3 separate regions of the Homo sapiens genome follow, and all the other regions are linked to region 2. A link is a contact called in ENCODE Hi-C or POLR2A ChIA-PET data. All regions are on one chromosome and are shown on one strand. The core of a region is the stretch at or near the end of the contact, and the rest is flanking DNA. Distances in the headings are between cores, read along the strand shown.

Region 1 (3,263 bases), core at 717-3,216, 110 kb before region 2:
TCCATCTCTCTGTCCACATGATAATTTTTTAAAGATTCTGGCAGAGAGAAAAAGGCTGGTTTAAAGGAGCACTTAAAAGCACCACCTAACTCTTAATTCTCTTTTGCCTGAAAACAGCAGGCCCACTTCAGAATATTTGAGTAATGTGTTCATTTATTTATGGAGACAGTCTCACTTCGTCACCAGCTAGAGTGCAGTGGCTCAATGTCGGCTCACTGCAACCTCCATTTCTCAGGTTCAAGTGATTCTCATGCCTCAGTCTCCCACATAGCTGGGATTATATGCATGCACCAGCACACCCAGCTAACTTTTGTATTTTTAGTAGAGACGGGGTTTCACCATGTTGGCCAGGCTGGTCTCGAACTCCTGACCTCAAGTGATCTGCCTACCGCCCACCTCAGCCTCCCAAAGTGCTGGGATTACAGGCATGCGACTGCGCCTGGCTGAGTAAGGTGTTTTAAATAAAAAAACCATATAATTAAGAGCATGTAAGTGACAGTGAATGTAGCACTGTATTCAAACAAGTGACAACTTTTAAAAACTGGAATATATTGTTATAAACTAACCCTTGACGCTAAAAATAGGCCACGGGCTGGATCACAAATGAAGAAATACTTTGACATAAAACTTATTTTACACAATAGCCCCAACATCTCCTTTCCGATCTCCCCAATCACCCTAACACCACCAAAATAATATGTTACAACACACTTTACTAAATTGTCCCTCCCTAAAGAGCTTCATTTTTATGTACTAAGATAGTGCTGGGAAAAATCACTCTAGCACACTTTCATGAATAAGGATAAGAAGAATATAATATACAAATTATAATGTTCTTTTATCATATCAGCATTGAAAGAAGTTCCAACAGCAATATGAACACTTGAACAGAATAATCTGGTAGCTGCAAACTCCACTTCATCTCTTGCTTTCCTTTTCTTAAAAAGCTAACAAAAAACACATTGGGGATTGAGGGGTGCAGTGTCATAAAACTACAAATCACTGAATACTAGAAAGAATGATGAAAGTCAGTGCTAAAATCATCTCAAATTTTAAAAAGACTAGAATTCACAAAAAATTATTTAAAACATTCAAAAAAAGAAATACGTTTTTCACTCTATTTCATGTTGACCTGGGTAATCTAACAATTGTTTAGCTGTCAAATTTCACTGCAAGATAAAGTTTGATAGTTATGAAATGGTGTTCTTTAATATGTTTCATTTTAAGAAAAAAAAAAACTTCAAAAGAAAAATAGAATTTCCATTATGACCTTCATACTTTATTACTAGTTCTTCTCACACCAAATGAATTAATATATAACTTACAGACCCAAAGCAGTATAACAATTTTCCAATTACCAGGAAGTGTTTGGCTTTTTTGCAGATGCAGTGGCTAAATTACACTGTCTAACCTGTGACAATGACAAAATATTTCCATGTATGTCAGCTGTTGGCCAGACTATGCTTTTTTAAATGTTCTAGGATGATATATTTGTAAATTCAGTAGATCCATCTTTCTATCATTTATCCAAGACTGATGAAGCTTTTTGTTTTTGCACAGGTCTCTGTGTATCAAATAATGTCTTTAAAACAATTCTCACATTAATCCCACCCCCAAAAAAGCAATTTATTTTCAATGTACACATCACTCATACACACATACACACACACCTGTTGCCATGTGGTTTTTTGCAAAACCCACACTGCTTGCTGGGAGTCCACATATATTTGCTTTCAAATGAGGAGCTATGATCAGAGCCTTCTCTTCTTATGGTAGCTATGTTATCTGGAATGAACAATGGTGGCTCATCTAAAGAAAAACTTTTGCTGCTTCTTCTTTGGCGGGGTTGTAGGTTCTTCTCAGGTTTTTTCAGTTTCAGTTTATCCTCTTCCTTAAAATGCTCAACGCCTGGGTGTTCAAGCTCTTCCTTCACGTGACTATTGGTTTTCATTGCTGGGGCCTGTTGCTGAGGCTTATGACACTGTTTCTGGCTAGAATGTGATACATGTCCAGTTTGTGCAGGATGATGAGGTTCTTTCAAGCAACCAGGATGAGCGTGTGACTTATCACTCAAAGAATGAGTTAAGGGCTTGAAAATTTGTACTAAAGTTTGATCCTGTAATGTTTTTTTCAGTACAGAATGAGCTTGGTTTTTCACAGATTTAACCCCAGAATTGCAACTCTGAATCTTTGGCTCCTTATCAATTTGTTTTTTTCTGACTTTGACTGGCCTATGAAAATTTTGCTGAGATTCTGGTACATCAGTATTTCGTTTCACACTTTTGACATTAACTTTAGTTTTGCTATGTATTACTTCATACTTTGCTGCAACAATTTTCTTCGGAGCATCTGTGGTCATGTTTTGCTTAGAATGAATTACAGGTTTTGTATGTTTGGATTTTACACTTTTTGACTCTAAGTAAGAAACGCTACTTGACTGGCTGTTTCTGTCATCCTGAAGGTTTGCTGTTTCATGGGACTCTATTTTAGTACTTTCTATAGCATTCAACTGTTTTGAATTTTGGTCAGGCACATCACAAATAGCATTTTCCAAGATATTACTTTCCGGTCCAAAAGTACTAGTATCAACCACCTCTAAGTTTGATTTATTAAACTCAGTGCTCTCCAACTGCCTATTAGACTCCGCATCTTCACAATAACCCAACGGTTCAATTTTATTTCTTTCAAGGGTGTTCTCAGTTTTATCAGCAATACCCATGGTATCCTTCAATTCCAAATTACATTCAGTCACTTCATCTACACAACTAGGCAAACCTACAAGGCTGTTTTCTGTCTTATTTGGATTTGTACAAGCAGCATCACTAGAAATATCAGAAGATCCAGCGTCCTCAAGAATATGGTCATCTTCATGGGATAATTTTACTGTCTCCTTTGAATCTTGTTCAACTTTTCTTGTTGCTATCATTTCTTCAACAACAGTCTCACCCGTTTTACCTGAAATGGAATCATTTTGTTCATGTTCTTCTTTATCTGAAAACTTAAACAATGGACTACCAACAGGCTTGGCTTTACATTCCATCAAAGCTTCATTTTTCTTTTCTCCAATAGTAACACAAGTCTCTGAAAGAAGTGAACAATTTAATTCATGAGATGGCACATCTATTTCTCCCGGATTATTACACTTATGCTTAGAATCTAATCCATCTTCATCCTTCATTTCAAGACAAGATGACACTGAAGAATGACTTGAAGACACTGATACTTCAGGTACCACTTCAATTTGTCCGCTATTTCGGCTGCAC
Region 2 (3,095 bases), core at 134-2,633:
AAAATTGGCAGGGGAAATGTATGCTGGTGCCCGGACGGGAAGTCCTTCGCGTCAGTGTAACTAACAGTAGCCCTGTCAGTTTCCAAGACGCTCCGAACCAGGCCATTTCTCGACGACTGGCCCAGAGAAAGGACAAGACTAGACTTGTTCCCATTATCACGAGCCCGAGGTGGGGCGATAAATCCGGAACAGCTCGAATTACCAGGTGGAGCCTGGGAGGAGGGCGGGGCGGACGGCCGAAGTTCTCACCTAGCAGAACCCCACTCTGGCCCGGGCAGGGGTGCAGCTCGCGGAATGCCCCAGAGGGCCGCCGCCCCGCGCACGCGGCTGTGTGCGCCCGAGCACGCCCGCTGCGCCCCCTCTCCGCGCCGCAATCACGGGTTCGCGCCGCGCCTTCAGTCAGGCGCGGGCGCCGAGGCCATTTTGTCTGAGGCTCGGGTCCCGGCCGTCGAGCACAAGAGTGTAGCTGCACCCAGTGGCTGTCCCGCGCCCACCCCGGAGCTCCGAGAAGCTCTGGAACCAGATCGTTACCACCCGTGCCTGGCTGTCCGGCCTACCCCACGCCCGCCCGGATCTGGAGGCGAACCCGCCACCGCCGCGCCCTCCCCGTATCCGGCTCCGCAGTGACACGCGCAGCCCTCGCCCCACCCCGGGCCACGTCTCCCGCTCCCAGTGCAGCCACTCTCCTCCGGCCGAACAAAGAGGCCCCGGGACGCCGCGGAGCCTGCCATGCCCGGACGGGTCGCGCCAGACCAAAGGGCCAAGGGCGGAGGCGGCGGTCACAAAGCGGCTTTTGTGCCACCCACCCGGCCCGCTGCGGAAGCCGAAACTGCCCCCGGCCGCCGCAGAAGCCGGACCGCGCCGCCCCCGTCGCTCCGGGCTCGGGAGGGACTCAAAAGCCGGTGCCTCCGGCGGCCAACCGCCACCCCGCAGCCCCGAGGGGCCCGGCATCTGCCTCCGCACAGCCGGCCGCAATCGGCCGGCCACAGGGCCATAACCCGCCCGCTCCCACCCGGGACCCACCGGAACCGCAACCCGGGGCAACCTGGAGGAGACGCCGGGCTCCGAACAAAGGCGACAGCGGGGATGGGGGGCCGGTCGTGGATTCCCAGCCCGAGAGGCGACGATGCGACGGCTACTCACAGGAATATGTTTACTCATTGAAGATTGTGGCCTAATCATACAGCCGGTCCCGAGGCGGCGGCGACACAGGCGGTGGCGGTGGCTGCAGGGCAGGAGGCGGCGGTGGTCGTGGCGGAGCGGCGGTGGCGGCGATGCAGGCGGCGGCGGGGGCACCAGACTCTACCATGCAGTGAGCGGCTCGGAGCAGAGCGCGTAGCCGAGCCGGCCCGCAGCCGAAGGAGCCAATACACGCGCCGAGGCGCCCTTGCGTCACAAGCCCTCCCCTTTATAGCCGGCGCGACGTGCAACCCTCCAGCCACCAATCGCGGCCTGGAACCGCGGGCCAGGAGCCGACAGGCGGGGGCGGAGGCCCGCCCCCTCCGGACGTCACTCCGCGGCGGCCGCCGCCGGTGTGAACCGGTTGATGAATGGCTAAGCGCCGAGTCGGAGCATCCCCGGGGCGGGGGAGGGAAGGGGCTGCCGGGAGTGCTCCGGGATGCAGGAAGCCTGAAGTTAAGAAGGGGTGGGAGCGAGAGAGATTCCGATTTATCGACTGGAAGGAATCATGCTGCAAACCACGTTTCTCATAATTAAAACGGTCCAGGAGTGCACACATGTCACATGAGGAGACTCGAAGTTTGCCTGAATCGTAAAATGCAATCCTTCTAGGGCTGGAACCGCGTCTCAGTGTCGAGCCTGCTTTCTACTGCCTTAACCACGGTCATCTTTGCCAGTGGTTTACCTTGGCACCTGGGCCCCGAGTACCTTCGTCATCAAATAATATTTATGTCGCAAGACCGCTGTACCCGGTGACTCAACACCTTGCATGCCACGGCCTTAGGCTTGGTCAAGATGAATTCTTGTCCCTGGGGGCGCTTTCAAGCGGGGAGAAACTTACCTTCGCAAAACTTAAGGCTATAGAAGATGGGGAGAGTATCTTTTGATGCAGACGAAGCCCTATGCTCCCTATATTCTTTTTTTGATCACACCTCTCTATACTACGTACGCGTGCAACTGCAGTTGGCTCAATTGTGGCATTTCGAAATCACATGCATCCTTTGTACTGCTGCTCACTTGATATGTTGTCTCAGATAATGAAAGGTTAGGAAGTGCTTAAAGAAAGCGTTTTTAGAAATTAAGAATCCTCGGTTTTGTCAAGCACTGATGTAATTCTTTGCGTCAAAGCTAAAGCTCTTCTTTATGTTCGTTTTCAGTCCTCTTTTACTGACTTCATTATTTAAGCCCCTAAGAAGTAAAGTCTTATCGCAATTCTGTGCCATACAAGGGCACCTCTGTTATTTATAATCTGAAAACCCTTTCTCCTCAGCTCTGGAGAAGGACCAAACAGGACCTTTACCTGCTTTTTAAGAACTCAGTTTTCCACTAACACTGAAGCCTTTTGTTTGTTATTTTCACCGAGTATGAGATTGGAGAGGGCTTTAGGGATCAAATTTTGTCCTCTTTCAGTGCCCTGCAACATCTTAGGATTTATTAGAACTTCTATTTAGAGACTGGTTGTATAGTTATTCAACTTTCTTAACTCTGTAAGTAAAATAAGAACTTTAAAAAAACAAAAACAAACAAAATCCTGGGCCAGACTTTCAAAGGAACAAAAACTCTTCGTCATTTGGAAGAAAATGGCTCACCTACGACACATTTTAATCCATTAAAATCAAGGAAAACTAGCACACTTGAGAAATATGTCCCTTTACAAATAAATGATTTAAAAAAGTAAAGACTTTAAAATCTTAAATTCTAAGAAAATATAGAAAGCTTAAAAATCTTGGGTGGTAGGGGCAAAGCTAAGCAGGCTGGGGAACTCATGTCGAAAAAAAGGGACAGATTTCATATATAAGAACTAAAAACTTTTATATGGCAAAAGGCTTTTGACAAATGTCAATTTCACACTGGGGGAAATATTGGTGATACTTCATGGGTAGGGTTAATATAAAAAGCTTGGCCAATGTATATAA
Region 3 (3,073 bases), core at 108-2,607, 97 kb after region 2:
CTTTTAAGCTTATGAAAGTTTGTTTTGTATTATTTCTTCAAGGAAGATTAACTGAAATTCTGTATATTAAATTTTAACTCTAAAATGGCATTCCTATCACAAACTGTGATGAGAAATGCTGCTTCCAACAGTTTTGGTATCAGAAAAACAGTAGAGCAAATGTTAGAAACAAATTTAAAAAGAGAACTTATTTTCCATCTGTCTAGGCTTGACTACTAGGAAGGGTTTCAATTAAAAGCCATAGCTTCAGAGTAAAGGATGCTTATTTCCAAATTTAGATGGGAAGAGTAACATAAGAAAGGTAGAAGCAGCAGAATGATGAAAAAGTGTTTATGATGAATTAAAAACAATGGCAAATTTTATAAGACTTCTTTCCTAGACGATTGGATCTAATTTCTCTTCATTGAATCTAGGCTAGTCATAGCGATTTCCTTGATGAATAAAGTTCAGTGCCAATATCACTGAGTGACTTCCAAGGCTGGGTCTCCTTGCAGCTTATTCTTGGTCTCTTAGAATGTTTGCTTCCTGTGCTCTTTAGACTCTCCCCTCTTGAGATACTATGTTTTGGAGTCTAGCAGCTGCTGAGTGAGAAGACCCAGCCACATGGAGAAACAGCATGTAGGTGCTTGAGTTAATAGCTCCAGTTGAGCTCCCAGCTGAAAGCCAGCACCGACTGCCTTGTATCTTTGACATCCAGTCCAGCTGAGCCTTCAAATGATCGCAGTTCCAGCCAATATCTAACTGCAACTGTAGGGGGAACTCTAAAGAGAATTGCTCAATTGAGCTCTTCCTGAACTACTAACACCTCACATTGTAAGCAAAATGAAATGGTTGTTTTAAGCTATTAAATTTTGGGGTAATTTGTTATGCCACAAGAGTTAATCGAACAGTCCTGGTTTTTTCAACTGCTCTAACTTCTGTCACATCAAGCTTTGTATGCTGAGGTTGTTAGATTTGCAAGGATAGGAGAACACAATCTGAAAACTTGCAATAAACAAGTCATGTAATTATGAGGTAGCACTATCTCACCAAGGTGAACTTTTAATGATTTTGTTGCTTAGTGAAGAATCTCCTTAAGCCTCTCTCTTATGGCTTCATTACATCTATCAGTAAAAAAAACCAAAAAACAAAACAAAACAAACAAACAAAAAAACCAAACCAAAATAAAACAAAAAATCTACATAATAATGTCCTTTATCTCCACTCGGCTCTTGATCTGAATGACATTAGACAGAAGGGGTCAGTACTCTGCCTGCTTGAACTTTGCTACTAGACACCCTGCCTTTTCCCTCTTCCTCTGAAGGGCTGCCTTTGATTTTAGCACTCCTTGGGCCTGCCAGAATTTCAGCAGTCCCAGTAGGTTCCAGGGCAGACTGTTCTGAGCATGACCTGCTGGCATCAAAACTGGTGTGTGACTAAATTCTGATCTGCCCAAAACATTTTCTTACTTTAGCAACAACAGTTGTTGTTGATGTGCTGCTTCTTCTTTTTTAAACTTAGTGCTTGGGGTTGTTAACTACTATTAGCCCAGATATTAGAAACGTGTTTTTGGTATATCAGTCAGTCCCTGCCCACTATCTGGCATACTCTATATGAAGTTTGAAGCATATTTCAAGCCTTATTTCGAATACCTCTTTAATGGCCTAGGATAAGAGACAAAATTTATACCAACCTGTTTGAAATATTCAATTGTATAAATGCCTCATTCTTTGTTTCACCATTAGGTCACTGAATTTTATTAATCATCTCAAAGTACACACATATCACTTCCCCAGGATTTGTAATAACTATTAACCAGAAACATACCATGTTGGGTTGGTATGATATCTTTGGATGTCAAGTATGTTGGGTCTCTATGGGTGGTAATAGAGGGCAATTGGGTGTCTTTTTTTTTTTTTTTTTTTTGGCAGATCTATTCATTTAAAGCAGAAGTTGCAAACCCAAAAGTCACTGCAACAGCATGCCAATGGGGTTGGCATGGGGTGTTAGGGTATGGGGACTATGAAGTATATGATGAGGTATATGAATGAAGACAGTAAGTTTGTAAATGCATTTTATAGCAGCATTTCTGCATCCTAAAACAAATCCTTTTTGATACCTCAGTTCTTACACTTGTTTTGTCCTTATAGAGGTCATTGTTCTTACAGTGGTTTGTTTTATAACAATGTTTTTAGTTGAACGTCTACAATGGAGACACATTTCGTTTGCATATTAAACTTGTAGGAATAATTATTATTTCCACAAAGAAATATTCATTGTCTCATTTTGCACAAAATCTGTGGGGAAGTCAACCTTTCATTTTCTCATTTTCTTTCCTTTTTTTTTTTTTTTTGAGACGGAGTCTTCTCAAATCATCGCAACCTCCACCTCCCAGGTTCAAGCAATTCTCCTGCCTCCACCTCTCAAGTAGCTGGGATTACAGGCATCTGCCACCACGCCCAGCTAATTTTTTTTATCTTTAGTAGAGACAGGGTTTCACCATGTAGGCCAGGTTGATTTCAATCTCCTGACCTCAGGTGATCCTCCTGCCTCAGCCTCCCAAAGTGCTGGGATTACAGGCGTGAGCCACAGCGCCCAGCCTAACTTCCCACTTTCTTTTTTTTTTTTTTTTGAGATGGAGTCTTGCTCTGTGGCCCAGGCTGGAGTGCAGTGGTGTGATCTTGTCTCACTGCAAGCTCCACCTCCCAGGTTCATGCCATTCTCCTGCCTCAACCTCCTGAGTAGCTGGGACTACAGGCACCTGCCACCATGCCCAGCTAATTTTTTTGTATTTTTAGTAGAGACGGGGTTTCACCATGTTAGCCAGGATGGTCTCGATCTCCTGACCTCGTGATCCGCCCACCTTGGCCTCCCAATGTGCTGGGATTACAGGCATGAACCACTGCGCCCGTCCCGTTTTCCCACTTTCTACACAAACATGAATGCAAAGAAATATTTCTGTGTTCTAAGAAAGTCAGCTGTCCACATATAGTGATAAATGGCAATCCATACTTGGTTTGCATGTTAGAGAAAAACAGAAAGTGGTAGTTACTGGGTTGAACTGAAGAGTACAGGCAGCTTCTAAAAAGGACAT

Evidence for each region. A loop is a pair of places that touch in the nucleus more often than their neighbours do. ChIA-PET counts read pairs that join two places held with the same protein, here RNA polymerase II (POLR2A). Pooled maps may share reads with other maps.
Region 1: a loop to region 2 is called in a map of B cell, with 2.4 times the contacts of the local background. The contact joins the enhancer-like site here to the promoter of PTP4A1 in region 2. A Hi-C loop is called at or near these places in 4 of 168 maps with a recorded cell type or tissue (B cell, OCI-LY7, heart right ventricle and 1 more), 5 of 37 single-sample maps with no recorded cell type and 8 of 50 pooled maps. POLR2A ChIA-PET finds 5 or more read pairs at or near these places in 7 of 52 experiments (GM12878, H1, WTC11 and 3 more).
Region 3: a map of gastrocnemius medialis shows a loop between it and region 2 (4-fold over the local background). The contact joins the enhancer-like site here to the promoter of PTP4A1 in region 2. A Hi-C loop is called at or near these places in 4 of 168 maps with a recorded cell type or tissue (gastrocnemius medialis, heart left ventricle and psoas muscle) and 9 of 50 pooled maps. POLR2A ChIA-PET finds 5 or more read pairs at or near these places in 4 of 52 experiments (A549, HEK293, HepG2 and 1 more).

What each region holds. Positions count from the first base shown.
Region 1 is chr6:63,684,319-63,687,581 of GRCh38, reverse strand. PHF3 (PHD finger protein 3) reads right to left here. Exons shown (of 16, transcript NM_001370348.2): 4 at 1,671-3,263. Among named protein-coding and RNA genes, the nearest start is that of PHF3, 50 kb to the right of the region's middle. RefSeq lists an enhancer at 1,605-1,974. Within about 2 kb of position 1,966, at least 4 of the 41 ENCODE cell types and tissues checked have a DNase peak (open chromatin) inside an H3K27ac peak, as active enhancers do; they include B cell, GM12878 and OCI-LY7, where a contact is called at or near this core.
Region 2 is chr6:63,570,768-63,573,862 of GRCh38, reverse strand. PTP4A1 (protein tyrosine phosphatase 4A1) reads right to left here and starts at 1,383. Exons shown (of 6, transcript NM_003463.5): 1 at 1,144-1,383. LOC124901228 (translation initiation factor IF-2-like) reads left to right here and starts at 295. Exons shown (of 2, transcript XM_047419610.1): 1 at 295-331; 2 at 433-3,095. The coding sequence starts at 295. The coding sequence ends at 1,178. It overlaps LOC128125822, which reads right to left and starts at 1,383. Exons shown (of 2, transcript NM_001415059.2): 1 at 1,144-1,383. The coding sequence starts at 1,182. It also overlaps a transcript of LGSN not described here. RefSeq lists enhancers at 1-187, 1-251, 188-923, 1,305-1,599, 924-1,659 and 1 more and silencers at 792-921, 1,222-1,641.
Region 3 is chr6:63,474,147-63,477,219 of GRCh38, reverse strand. It overlaps a transcript of LGSN not described here. Among named protein-coding and RNA genes, the nearest start is that of PTP4A1, 97 kb to the left of the region's middle. Within about 2 kb of position 1,357, at least 6 of the 41 ENCODE cell types and tissues checked have a DNase peak (open chromatin) inside an H3K27ac peak, as active enhancers do; they include gastrocnemius medialis and psoas muscle, where a contact is called at or near this core.